2 separate regions of the Homo sapiens genome follow, and region 1 is linked to region 2. Evidence: chromatin loops called from intact Hi-C (ENCODE). Cell type or tissue: CD4-positive, alpha-beta T cell. All regions are shown on one strand. Links, peaks and the distances in the headings refer to the core of each region. The heading gives the core; the rest is flanking DNA.

The links. Hi-C counts contacts between places; a loop is a spot of excess contacts. Peaks named below come from ENCODE experiments on the same cell type or tissue, not always from the same donor. Only the 100,000 strongest peaks of a DNase experiment are listed, where the experiment ranks them.
Region 1: it touches region 2 in a loop (1.8-fold over the local background); 6 of 110 quality-filtered maps call a loop at or near these places.

The regions. Positions count from the first base shown.
Region 1 is chr16:88,586,766-88,593,590 of GRCh38, reverse strand. The region is part of intron 3 of ZC3H18 (zinc finger CCCH-type containing 18); the gene reads right to left. Among named protein-coding and RNA genes, the nearest start is that of ZC3H18, 20 kb to the right of the region's middle. RefSeq lists enhancers at 1,631-1,880, 3,776-4,070. In CD4-positive, alpha-beta T cell, for the core only: no CTCF peak of the experiment used is centred there; a DNase peak (open chromatin) is centred at 3,939; H3K27ac peaks cover 450 bases.
Region 2 is chr16:88,623,499-88,630,323 of GRCh38, reverse strand. It overlaps ZC3H18 (zinc finger CCCH-type containing 18), which reads right to left. Exons shown (of 18, transcript NM_144604.4): 11 at 6,262-6,366; 12 at 5,579-5,722; 13 at 5,057-5,122; 14 at 2,542-2,702; 15 at 2,205-2,404; 16 at 1,470-1,566. Among named protein-coding and RNA genes, the nearest start is that of IL17C, 12 kb to the left of the region's middle. RefSeq lists enhancers at 1,299-2,013, 2,014-2,730. In CD4-positive, alpha-beta T cell, for the core only: CTCF peaks have their summits at 1,298 and 1,503; a DNase peak (open chromatin) is centred at 1,453.

The sequences.
Region 1 (6,825 bases), core at 2,941-5,440, 40 kb after region 2:
CTACCCACGCTGCCACTCCACCACGCTGAGTACTGAGACACACACAGAAGCTCTGCTTTCTGGCTTTCCACAGTTTCAGTTACCTGCGTCTGAAAATACTAAATCGAAAATTCCAAAAATAATTCCTAAGTTTTAAATGATGTTCTGTGCTGAGCAGCGTGATGAAATCTTGTGCCGACCTCCTCTGCCCCACCTGGGACACGAATCATCCCTTTGTCCAGCAGATGCAAGCTGTCCACGACGCTAACTGCCCACTAGTCACTTAGCAGCCCTCTTGGCCAACAACCGTTGGGGGTACGGCGGTGCTGTGCTCACTGTGGCTCAGTGACCCAGGATCACTGGGGGCAGGTGACCTTCCTTCTGACGCATTGGCAGGAGGTCAAGGGGGGCCCAATGCTAAGTGGCAGGGCCTCCGTGTCATCATGCGAGCATATTTCATCCCACGTCATCAGATGGCTGAGTGGCTGAGTGCAGTAAAGTGAGCTCTTTTGAGAGATCACATTCACATTTTTATTACAATTGCTCTATTTTATGATTGGCTATTGTTGTTAATCTCTTACTGTGCGTAACTTATAAATTAAACTTTATCATAGGGATATGCTTATATAATCATGGAACTGTACACTTAAAATGGGTCAATTTCATGGCACATAAATATTACTTTAATAAAGTTTTTTAAAAAGAACTTACGAATAATAAAAATAAATAATACATCTGTACACAAGTGTAAGATTTAATTAAATTACAGTTCTTACTACTACAGCACAGACATGAAGTAAAGTGGCATTCGAAATGCCAGTGCATGGTGAATGCCTGGCTCAGCCTTACTGTTATTATAAATATAGTTTCGATTTGGGAGGCCAAGGCGGTCGGATCATTTGAGGTCAGGAGTTCGAGACCAGCCTGACCAACTGAAACACAAAATTTAGCCACTACTAAAATACAAAAATTAGCCAGGCATGGTGGCATGCGCCTGTAATCTCAGCTACTCGGGAGGCTGAGGCAGGAGAATCGTTTGAACCCGGGAGGTGGAGGTTGCAAGTGAGCTGAGATCACGCCATTGCACTCCAGCCTGGGCAACAGAGGGAGACTGTATCTCACAAAAGTAAAATAAAATGAAAGAAAAAGAAAAATAAATAAATATAGTTTTGACCTCAGGGTCCCCTGAAAGGGTCTCAAGGACTCCCAGGGGTTCACAGATGACACTCAGACCTGCTGCTTTAAACACAGTTTTGCAAGGATTCAAAACTGAGCAAAAGACATTTCTCCAAGAAGATACACAAATGACCTATTAAGCACATGAAAAAAGACACCCCACCACCCATCTTCAGGAAAGGCAGATCAAAACCCAGTAAGATATTACCTCCTACCCACTGAAATGGCTACTATCAAAAAAAAACAGAGAACAGAGTAATGGTGAGGACGTGGAGAAACTGGAAGCCCCCACACCACTGGTGGGAAAGTAAAATGGCACAGCCACTGTGGAAGACAGCTTGGCGGCTCCTCAAAACATGAAACATACAACCACCAGGTCATCAGCAACTCCACTGCCAGCGGCTCCGCAAAAGATGAAACACACAACCACCAGGTCATCAGCAACTCCGCTGCCAGCGGTTCCTCAAAAGATGAAACATACAACCACCAGGTCATCAGAAACTCCGCTGCCAGCGGTTCCTCAAAAGATGAAACACACAACCACCAGGTCATCAGCAACTCCACTGCCAGCGGTTCCTCAAAAGATGAAACACACAACCACCACGTCATCAGAAACTCCGCTGCCAGCAGTTCCACAAAAGATGAAACACACAACCACCAGGTCATCAGCAACTCCACTGCCAGGCACATGCGAAAGAGCTGAAAGCAGGGTCTGAAGAGATTTTTACGCCCACGTTCACAGCAGCTCTATTCACAATTGCCTAGAGGTGGAAACCACCCAAGTGTCCACCCACAGATGAGGGAAACACCCAATGCAGCTGCTCCACACTAACAAATATTGGTCAATCTTTTTTTTTTTTTTTGGAGACGGAGTCTCGTTCTGTTGCCCAGGCTGGAGTGCAGTGGTGTGATCTTGGCTCACTGCAACCTCCACCTACTGGGTTCAAGCGATTCTCCTGCTTTGGCCTCCCAAATAGCTGGAATTAGAGGTGTGCTCTACCACCCCCAGCTAATTTTGTATTTTTAGTAGAGACAGGGTTTCACCATGTTGAGCAGTCTGGTCTCGAACTCCTAACCTTGAGTGATCCACCCACCTCGGCCTCCCAAAGTGCTATGATTACAGGCATCAGCCACCGCACCTATTATTCAGTCTTAAAAAGACAGAAGGCCAGGTGCAGTGACTCACGCCTGTAATCCCAGCACTTTGGGAGGCCGAGGAGGGCAGATCACGAGGTCAGGAGATCGGGACCATCCTGGCTAACACAGTGAAACTCCGTCTCTACCAAAAACTACAAAAATTACCTGGGCGTGGTGGCGGGCGCCTGTAGTTCCAACTACTCAGGAGGCTGAGGCAGGAGAATGGCGTGAACCCAGGAGGCAGAGCTTGCAGTGAGCCGAGATGGTGCCACTGCACTCCAGCCTGGGTGACAGAGCAAGACTCCATCTCAAAAAAAAAAAAAAAAAGTATTCCACCACAATTTTAAAAAATTAGGGGGAGCACAGCCAAGGAGATCAGACCCAAAAAATGGACTGGGATGCTTGTTCACTGAGGGATAAATCAGAAGCCCAAAGTAGGGGCCGGGTGTGGTGGCTCACACCTGTAATCCCAGCACTCTGGGAGGCTGAGGTGAGCGGATCACCTGAGGTCAGGGGTTCGAGACCAGCCTGGCCAACATGATGAAACCCCATGTCTGCTAAAAATACAAAAATGAGTTGGGGGTGGTGGCAGATGCCTGTAATCGCAGCTACTCGGGAGTCTGAGACAGAAGAATAGCTTGAACCCAGGTGGAGGTTCCAACGAGCCGAGATCTCACCATTGCACTCCAGCCCGGGTGACAGAGCGAGACACTGTCTCAAAAAAAAAAAAAAAAGAAATAAAGAAACCCAAAGTGGGACACAGTTTAAAGAAGATGCTACTTACTCCTCTGTGGACAGAACTTTGTGTCCTGATGATCCAACACAGGCCCACGAGAGATAAAAACATCCCATGAAGAAGTACAGCTCCAGTTGTAGTGTATGTGCTGTGGAGCCGGGCAGGCGTACACAAAGCACTGATCTCTAAAATGTGAGCAAGGTGTGTTCCCAGTGCATTTTGCTGTCATTTGGTCACAAATCTCAATGTGTCCACTAAGCGATTAAATGATTAATCTCTATATCACAACGTGTCGGAGATAAAGCTAAGAGAGGCCTGAGCAGTGGCTCATGCCTGTCATCCCCATACTCTGGGAGGCTGAGGTGGAAGGATTGCTTGAGCCTAGTATTTGAGACCAGCCTGAGCAATATAGTGAGATCCCATCTCTACAAGTAATTTAAAAAAGAAAGATGAGCTCTTGCAATGTTGCCCAGGCTGGTCTCTAACTCCTGGGCTCAAGTGATCCTCCCCATTCAGCTTCCCAAAGTGCTAGGATTCCAGGTATGAGCTACCATGCCCAGCCACCGACTTTTTTCTAAGAAAAGAATTTTCTAATTGTGACACAATTCACATAACATAAAATACTCCCATTTAATGTGTACAATTCACTGGTTTGCAGTATATTCACAAAGTTGTGTAAGCATCACCACTAGCTAGTTCTAGAACATTCCATCACCCCAAAGAGGAAATCCTGTACTCACTAGCTATCACTCTCCACCCCCAGTCCAGGCAACGAGGAATCAATCTACTTTCCGTCTCTGTGGATCTGTGGCCTTCTGTGCTCCCTTCTGTCACTCAGCACGTCTTTAAGGCTCGTCCACATTGTGGCATGAGTCACAATCTACTTTCTGTCTCTGTGGATCTGTGGCCTTCCGTGCTCCCTTCTGTCACTCAGCACGTCTTCAAGGCTCGTCCACGTTGCGGCGTGAGTCACAATCTGCTTTCTGTCTCTGTGGACCTGTGGCCTTCTGTGCTCCCTTCTGTCACTCAGCACGTCTTCAAAGTTTGTCCACATTGTGGCATGAGCCAGTGCTTCATTCCCTTTATGGCCAAGTAGCATTCCACTGCATGGACAGGCCACACTTGTTTATCCATTCCTCACTTTTTGGGTACCTGGGTTGTTTCTCTTTGGTTACTGGAAATTATGCTGCTGTGAACATTAATGCACAAGCTTTCACATAAATGCACACGTCCGTTTCTCTTGGCTGCATACCTGCAGTGGAACTGCTGGGTCATACAGTGGGTACCCGGGAGCTTCTGAGGAACTGTTTCCTAAAGCAGCTGCACCGTTTTACCCTCTCACGAGCAGTGAATGAGGGCTCCAACATCTCCATATCCTTGCCAACACAACAAACTTCATTTTGTTTTTAAAATAACTTGTTGTTATTGGAGAGATCATAAACTGAAGAATTTCAATTTCATATAAACTGCAGGTAGGCAGAAACATTTAAGTCCAAATTTCTCATAACAAAGCAGCAGCAGAAGACATGATCTAGAAAACGGTAAGAATCAGCCACTTCCTCTGTACCGTATCACCTCACTCTACAGAATAAAAACACTTCTGAAATGAGTTATTGATAACACCTGATTAAGCCGCAAAAATGCTGCCTTATCTAGCTTCTGACTTTTTTTTTTTCAAGAGACTGAGTCTCACTGTCGCCCAGGCTGGAGTACAGTGGCACGATCATGGCACAACTGCAGCCTCAACTTCCCAGGCTCAAGTGATCTGCCCCTGTCAGCCCCCACCCCCCACGTAGCTGGGACTACACATGCGTGCCACCAAACCCTGCTAAGTTTTCATTTTTTGTAGAGACAAGGTCTCACTATGTTGCCCAGGCTGGTCTCAAACTCCTTTCTTGACTGTAGAAACCCTTCCACATGGTCTCACTTGCTGAAACCCAAACTCAGTACTTAGTCTAACTTTGGGGGCACCACCTTCCAATTCTGACCAACCCACGTGATGTGCAAGGAGACAGGATCCTGTCTGTGTTCATCCAGGCATCTCCCAATGAAGGGAATGAAGAGTTCCAGTAACCATCTCTCTGTCTGTTTTGTGCTTCTGTTGTTAAATTCTGGAATTAGCTCAGCAGTGAGCCCTGGGCTCCTGGTCCAGAGTCTCCCTGCCCTGGTGGATGCTGCAGCCTCCTGCAGTTGGAACCATCAGGCCAACGCCGACTGGCCGGTCAAGCTTCCCAGTCACACTGCCACCCAGAGACCAGAGCACTGCACTGTGATGGGTGCTGATTCAAAATGACTGCAAATGTGTACACGTACATGTGTACAGATTGTTCTCCATCACTTTCATACAGAAATTTGAGACACTGATGTTGTTAATTCCCACACTATTATGGAAAAGAGGTCTTCTGCTTAAATTCCAATTTCTTTAAATACTGACACTGTGAATACCAAAGCTTTTCCAAAACGTACCGCACATTTCTCTGCATTCTTAGGTGTGTCTGTGACAATCTACGGCTCTAAGTCTGCTGCCCTCACAGGCTCTCCCCAGTAGGGGCCCCTCACATGCACGTGTGACTTGGGCACGTCAACTGTTTTTGCTTGGCAAAACCAAGCAAGCACACACCCACAGGAGCGAGCCTAACCCGGGGTTCCCATGAGCCCCACATCATCAGGTCATCTCTTGCACAGGGGCGTTCCCGGCTGCTCTAAGAGCACAGCCTGCCTCTGAATGATGGGACTCCGCCACACCCCAAGGGTGTGTCCTGCCTGTCCCCGATGCTCGACTGGCTCACGTGCCTCTAAGGAGGAGGTTCCGAACAGCTCTCTGCCCCTCAAAGACCCCCTTTCCTTCTGGCTTCACAGCTGTGTTCTGGATCCAGGAGAAGGAAGTCTGGCCTCTGGAGTAGGGGGACTTTAAGGTACTGAAGAGAGTGAATATAGCGTATTTTGTACCTTTAACCTGGCCTCTGAATGGTATGGAATTGGATATTGGTGGAAGAAGAGTGGATAATGGTGTCACAACATCTGGAAAAGAAGTACAGGAAGCTCTTGTGAGCTTTAGATGGCACACACAGGCTGGCAGTGACAGTCATCTATGGGCTTACAGCAAAATTAAGAGAAAAGAGAAAAACACCTTCCTACCTTTCCAAGGGGAACGCTGAATTACAAGAAATATGCCAAAACTACTGCTGCACATCAAAGATACCCTTACAAGTTGGAAATTCTCATTTCCATTTCCGAATCCCCCAAGACATTAAGCAGCGAAACAAAAAGCCCTAACATCATCAGGCTAGAGTTCTGCCACATTTTAAAATGGGTCAGCCCAGACTTTTCTGACACTTTCTTACACTGTCCCCTGCTGCAGCTCCTGAACTCACACCATTCCTTCTACAGGAGAGAGCCCTGCTGCCTTCAGCGGCCATCTCTGGCCATTTCGAAATCCATTCCACACGAACAAACGCTTCGGACACATCTTGCAGGAAAAGCGGCCATCTCTACAGAGGTGGGGAAAATGCTAATTCTGGTGTCTAGAACATTCGGCCTTATGAAAAGGACCACTTTGAAAAATGACTGATGCCATCTGCATTATAGTTATGGGTCTGCTGCGATCGGAAGGGCCTGGGACCACCAGTGTGAGAATGAGAATGACCAGGCTGCTCCCACCAAGGCAGTCATTAAAGTGATAAAAGCACCAATAAAAGGGCCTATTGTTTACCATCAATATTGCCACCACCACCACCACCACCACCACCACCACCTAGCCAGTAATGCCCAGAGAACTGCCTTGAGCAGAGCAGGGC
Region 2 (6,825 bases), core at 77-2,576:
AGAGAGATGTGGGCACCAAGGCATCTGGAAATGAGGCTGAGGCCAAACCTGGGCCCCAGGTTCCAGCAAGCAGCCAATATCTCACGCAGAGAGACAAAACTCCTTCCTAGCTTTGAAGAAATTTATCACATGGGTCTTCAAATACGGAACAACAAGAAAGACATGGCAGTAAAGAAATACAAGCAAAGCCGAGAGACTAGGAGTGTTTCACTCTGGCAATGTTAGGAGGGAGGCGCGGCAACCGAGGGGGGGGCCACTGCCCAGCGCAGGCCCAAGGCTGGTGCGAGAACAAAGGTCCGCAGGACCCCAGAGGCCCTGGTTCCAACCCCAGGCAAGGGCAGCAAGGCTGTTCCAGACCAGCCACACAGGGCACAGGCCCTGGGCTTAGGGACAAAGGTGAGCAGCTTCCTCTTCCTGTGTCCGACAAACCCAGAGAACTGCTTGGGAAGGGGTCTGGAAGCCCCCTGCCTGTTCTCTGTGTCTGGGAGTGTCTGTGCGGGTGGCCAGGCCCCCTTGTCCTCTATCTGGTTTGAGCTCCACCCATCAAAGCCAGCCAGGACAATCTCCCTGTCTTTCCATCTGGGCCCCAGCTCTTGGGGTGTGGTCAGCATGGCTGGGGGTCCCCGAGGCCCTTTCAGGTCTGTGTGGTTCAACAGTAATATAGACACTATCTGCCTCGTCACTCAGTCCGCAGGAGCCTGGGAGGATCTCCAGAAGGCACGAGGCATGTGGGTCCAGCCGTCTTCCGTCAGCCAGACTGAAGAGATTTGCAAAAATGGAAAAACCAATGCCATTCCTGCTCATTTGTTTTGGAAAATATATTTTGCAAAAATGGCACATGTGTAAAAAAAAATACAGTTGCTCTTGTTGCCCAAGCTGCAGTGCAATGGTGCAATCTCAGCTCACTGCAACCTCTGCCTCCCAGGTTCAAGCGATTCTCCTGCCTCAGCCTCCCAAGTAGCTGGGATTACAGACGCACGCCACTACGCCCAACTAATTTTTTGTATTTTTAGTAGAAACAGGGTTTCACCATGTTAGCCAGGCTGGTCTCAAACTCCTGACCTCAGATGATCTGCCCACCTTGGCCTCCCAAAGTGCTGGGATTACAGGCATGAGCTACCGCGCCCGGCCTAATTTTTGTATTTTTAGTAGAGACAGGGTTTTACCAGGTTGGCCAGGCCGGTCTGGAACTCCTGACCTCAAGTGATCTGCCGGCCTCAGCCTCCCAAAGTGCTGGGATTATAGGCGTGAGCCACCACGCCCGGTCCTGTTATTTTTAAACAAATATTTAAAACCTTTTCTTCGTTTTAGTTTTCAACACCCTAAATACCGACAGGCATCATCTGCAAGTCAGATGTTCTCTGGACCCTCCTCCTACTTGTTAAGAGCAATGGGGTCTCAGACCCAGCTGCTCCGCATCCCCAGGCTCCCGTCCCTCTGCCCTGCCCCCTAGGGGCTGGGAGGCTCACCTCGGTCTGGGGATGTGTTGGGCCGCTTGGCTGGAGGAGGGCTCTGCCTGTCCTTGTCTGATGGTTCATAGCGCTTCCTGCTTCCTTTATCAGCCGCCTGGGACAAGAGAGAGGCCAGTGAGGACAGCAGGGCCAGGAGCCAGAAGCCGTGTCCTCGCCCCAGAGGACATGGGTTCCTTGCCAGCAACCTGCTCTGCTCCCAAAGGTCCCACCACACACCCATGAGACCCCGTAGCCCTGAGTGAGGCCTCCAGGACCCGGACCAAGGGCACCCCCACTGTGCACTTGGGGCCCTTCACGTTCCAGGGGAAGCACCCTGCAGGCCTTCCTGCTCCCCACGGGGGCCACTCTAGGAGGACCTGGGACCCATGAAGCCAGGCCTCTTGCCCTTCCAGCAGAGGACAGGGATGTGTCCTGCTGAGGACAGAGGACAGGGACGGAGGCTTCCTGTATTGTGTTGAGACTGCATGGCAGGGAATGGCGGCCACAGGCACGAAGAGAACGCCCTCTCTGTTCAGAGAGAGGCCAGCAGCACCCAAACCTCCCCAGATGCTCACACTTCCCAGCCCAGGCCGGAAAGATGGAGTCTCGCTTTGTTACCCAGGCTGTGCTGACACCTGCAAGGCCCCACTCGCCCTCACTCAGGCTCCGTCCCCCAGGAGGAAGCTGTCTCAGGAAGCAGATGGACCCAGGCCTAGACGCTGGGGCAGCCACCAGGAGGGCCCTTGCCCTCACCTTATTCAACAGTGTCAACTTGATCTCCTTGTGGGCCACAAATGTGCCCTGCTGGGGCTGCCCGGGGGGTGCCTGCTGGGGTGTCGAGGGCTGCTGGGAGGACTTCCCCCCTGCTGGAGGTTTTGCAGATTTGGGTGGTTGTGTGGACGAATCCCTTTTCCGCTTTTCCTCTTTAACACCGTCTTCTTTCTTAGATTTTCCTACCAATGATAAATCCGCAGTCATGGGGGTACTGGTGATTTTCCCATGGCCACACCAACAGCCAGGCAAAGTCTGTGCTGATGCCGCCCTCCTCCCCCGGGAGCTGCTCCCCAAAGGTACCAGGGCTCCTGAGTACCTTTCTCCTTCCTGGTCTGGGCTGGGGCCGGGGACCGAGAGCTGGCTGAGGACACGGGGCTAGCCAGGTCTGCGTACATGTCCTCCGAGTCCACGCTGTGTGCAGAGCTGCTGCTCGACGTAGCACTGGACACTGAGGAGACGCTGCTCACGCTCAGGGACCTGGACACACAAGCACATCTCACCACACCCCAGCCAGACTGGAGGGAGGGGCCAGCAGGGGGTGCTCCATGGTCCACTTTTACGCAGTGTCCATTTATGGATCATGTACCCACGGAATGTGTGATTTTGGGGGGACACTGGGCAGTTTCAGGGTTACAAAGTAAGGGACGTCCCCATGGCTAGGCCAGGGCCCCATTTCACTAATCAATGTCAGGTTGCAGCCAGGCACGGCTGCTCACGCCTGTAATCCCAGCACTCTGGGAGACTGAGATGGGCAGATCTCGTCACGAGCAATGGGGTCTGAGACCCAGCTGAACTGATGTCAGGAGTTCGGGACCAGCTTGGCCAACATGGTAAAACCCCATCTCTACTAAAAATACAAAAATTAGCCGGGCGTGGTCGCAGGCGCCTGTAATCCCAGCTACTGGGGAGGCTGAGGCAAAAAAATCGCTTGAACCCGGGAGGTGGAGGTTGCAGTGAGCCGAGACCATGCCATCGCACTCCAGCCTGGGCGACAAGAGTGAAACTCCGTCTCAAAACAAACAAAAAACAAAACGAATGTCAGGTTGCTTTTTGGGAAGGGAAACAGGACTGAGCTGACTCAACAGCGGCAAGGATGGAATTTAAGCAGAGTCCCTGGCTTAGACAAAAGGGAGATAGCCTCAGCCCACAGGGAAATTAAAAACACAAGGAGCAATTCCGCAGTCTCAGGGAATGCCTGAGGAACACACGGCAGACAGACTGGAAACAGCAGGTCTGTAGCTTCACTGGCGTGCACTCAACACGGACACAAAGCACACAGGACTGGCACCTGAGTCTGCCCTGCCCATATGCTGCTCGAGAAAACACCAACCACGTCTTCCAGGTACATTGGGTACCGGAGCAAGGAACGGGGGAATGTAAGAGAACCATTTTTTTTTTTCAAAAGTCAGGTCTTTAAAACATTTCAGACTTATTAAGAAACATTTAGGCCAGGCGCGGTGGCTCATGCCTATAATCCCACGAGTTTGGGAGACCACGGTGGGAGGATCACTTGAGCCCAGGAGTTTGAGACCAGCCTGGGCAACACAGCAAGACCATGTCTCTCCAGAAACAAAACAAACAAAAGAAACAAAGAACTGTGACAAATATATAAACGACCTGCTGCCTGGAAATGAAAGAGTTCTATGCAAGGAATCTAAGGACTGATTTAATACTTTCTTTTAAAACAACTAAATAGCAAAAATCCTTTTTTTTTGTTTTGAGACAGGATCTCTGTTGTCCAGGCTGGAATGCAATGTCGTGATCACAGCTCATTCAACCTTGACCTCCCAAGTAGCTGGGATCATAGGCACACACCACTATACCCAGCTAATTAAAAAAAATTTCTGGGCTGGGTGCAGTGGCTCACACCTGTAATCCCAGCACTTTGGGAAGCCGAGGCGGATGGATCACCTGAGGTCAGGAGTTCAAGATCAGAAACGTGGTAAAACCCAGTCTCTACTAAAAATACAAAATTAGGCTGCGTGCGGCGGCTCACGCATGTAATCCCAGCACTTTGGGAGGCCAAGGTGGGTGGAATGCCTGAGCTCAGGAGTTTGAGACCAACCTGGGCAACATGGTGAAACCCCATCTCTACTAAAATACAGAAAATTAGCTGGGCGTGGCAGTGTGCGCCTGTAGTCTCAGCTACTCAGGGGGCTGAGGTTGAATCCGGGAGGCGGAGGTAGCGAGATCGCGCCATTGCACTCCAGCCTGGGCAACAAGAATGAAACTGTCTCAAAAAAAAAAAAAAAAAAAAAAATCTTTTTCTGTGGAGATGGGGTCTATGTTGCTCAGGCTGGTCAAGTCCTGGGCTCAAGCAATCCTCCTGCCTTGGCCTCCCACGGTGCTGGGATCACAGGTGTGAGCCGCCGCACCTGGCCCACAAAGCTTTTCCATGTATTCTCTTCTCAGATGTTTTTATCGGCTTCCCCACCCCCTCAGGCCGGTTCCCTCGACAGGTGTGATAGGTCACGCAGGCCCAGCCTCTGCCCTGCTGGGCTGGAAGCTGCCGGCTCCTCCCCAGGTGCAGGTGCTCTCTCAGGGTGCTGGGCATCAAGTCAGCAGGGCAGAGGCACCTCCTCCTGACCTGAGTGCCCCCGAGTTTGTGAATCTTTTTTTGGTGGGGGGAGGGGGTCTTCCTATCACGAGTCCTGGCCCATTTTCTCCTGTGTCAAAGCTTCAACCGCAGCCTTCCACAGCCCCAGGGTGACTCAGATCCAGAAGGGCCCCAGCCCACCTGTGGGAGACAGCCCAACCCACACTGGCTGCTTCTGGGACTTCCTGGCCCCGACGGGGAGGGAGAAACAGAGGCACAGGGTGATGGGGATGACCTGGATCGGGAGCTGGAACCACTATAGCTGCTACCACTGCCACTGCCGCTGCCGCTTAGCGTCCGCCTGTAATACAAGCAACAGCGGGGCTCAGGGGGCGTGGCCTCCACAGCCCCTCGCGGCCTCCCCTCCCCACCAGCAGCCCTGTGAGGTGAGCCTCCAGACTGGCCTTGCTACCACCTTGGAACAGGGCCTGGGCCTGTCTTCCTTTAGGCTCAGTGTTTTGTCAAGATAAAAAGTACAGTCTCTCGGGGGCAGCACCTTCCAGTGCAGACGGGGCCATGGCGGGAAGGCCTGTGCTCCGTGCCACGCTGTCCCTTCCCCTTCACGCTCCAGAAACACAGGCTCAGGGAGGGGACAGGGCAGGTTCCCGGGTAAGGGCTCACTGGGTGCTGCTCGGCTAGGGGGCGCTTCCCACCACCTGGCTCTGGACCCTGGCACTCTGGATTTCCAGCAGTGCCAGCATCACAGTGGCACCAAGAACACGGAAAGCCTGAGGGCCCCGGACGCCGGAGTGCTCACCTCCTGGGGGGGGTCCTGGCTGGCCGCTCCTTCCTCCTGGCTTCCCGAGGGTCTCCTGGCTTGGTGGGCTCGGGGACAGGAGCAGTGGTTTTGGTGGCCTGTGGTGGGGCTGGAGGCGGGGCCGGCTTCTTCACTGACTTCTCTCTGTGAGACAGGGAGGCTCGAGCAGGGCAGGGCTGGTGGACGGGGCCCCGCTGGCCTACATCCCCTTTCAATGGACCCACAGCTCGGGGAACGACACTGCATGCCTGTGACGCTCGGTGAGCACGCTCGTGCCTGGACACGGCTCCCCACCCATCGGTGTCAGAGTGCTTGGGAACGGCTTCAAAGCCCCCAGCAGCCCTTCCAGGCTCCCCTCTAACAGGCAAGAGCTACAGGCACCGCCAGGCAGTGGGGAGAGCAGGCTAATAGGAAGACCCCTTAAGAACACCCGGCTGCTGCCGTGTCCCCAGGGCTGTGCTCTGTCCCCAGGGTTCCCGAGGGAGTGCTGCTGTGTAAGGGTGGCCCGTGAGAACAGGAGCTGTGCCCAGTGCCTCCCAGCCCAGTCACCCCCTGGGGCCAGCCCCCTGAGGCATCCTCACCTCTTTGGTCCCAAACACAAATGAGAGATAGAGACGGAGGGAGGAGGCTGCAGCCTGTGGAGGCCTGGCCGGCCAGGACTTGCCCACAGGCTGGGCACTCACCCTGCTTTCCCGGGCGGCGGGGCCGGCTCTCCCTTGGTTCTGATGGAAGGTCTATGTGGGGAAGGTGTTGGGGACGGGGACGGGGACGAAGAGAAGGACCGGGACCTAGGGGAGTGAACAAAGGTGTCGGAAGGGGCCTGGGGGTGTTTCTTCACCAGCCCAAGCCCACTGAGGACCCACCCAGACCCATGGAGAAGGCCACGAATTTCCATTTATGTGCCTCAGTTTTAACTTCAGTTCTGGACTGTTCTGTCATCTGCTAAAAACACAGGCCCAGAGTAGACCAGAGAGCGTGGAAGGTGTCAGCATCCACTGGCGGGTCCTCCGGGAGGCGAGTGTCACGTTCATGTGTGTGCAGGACAGGAGGAGACAGGCTCCTTGGCAGTGGGGCAGCAGCACAGCTCCCATAGAAACACCCACAGGACAGGGCTGGGTCTGGCCCCTTCCTCGGCCTGTCTGCGGAGGACTGGAGTGCCTCAACTCGAGGATCTCAGGCTGTGGCCCTCAGTGACAGCACGCATCTACACAAGGACGAGGGCCCGCAAGGCTGGTGTTTGGTGGGGG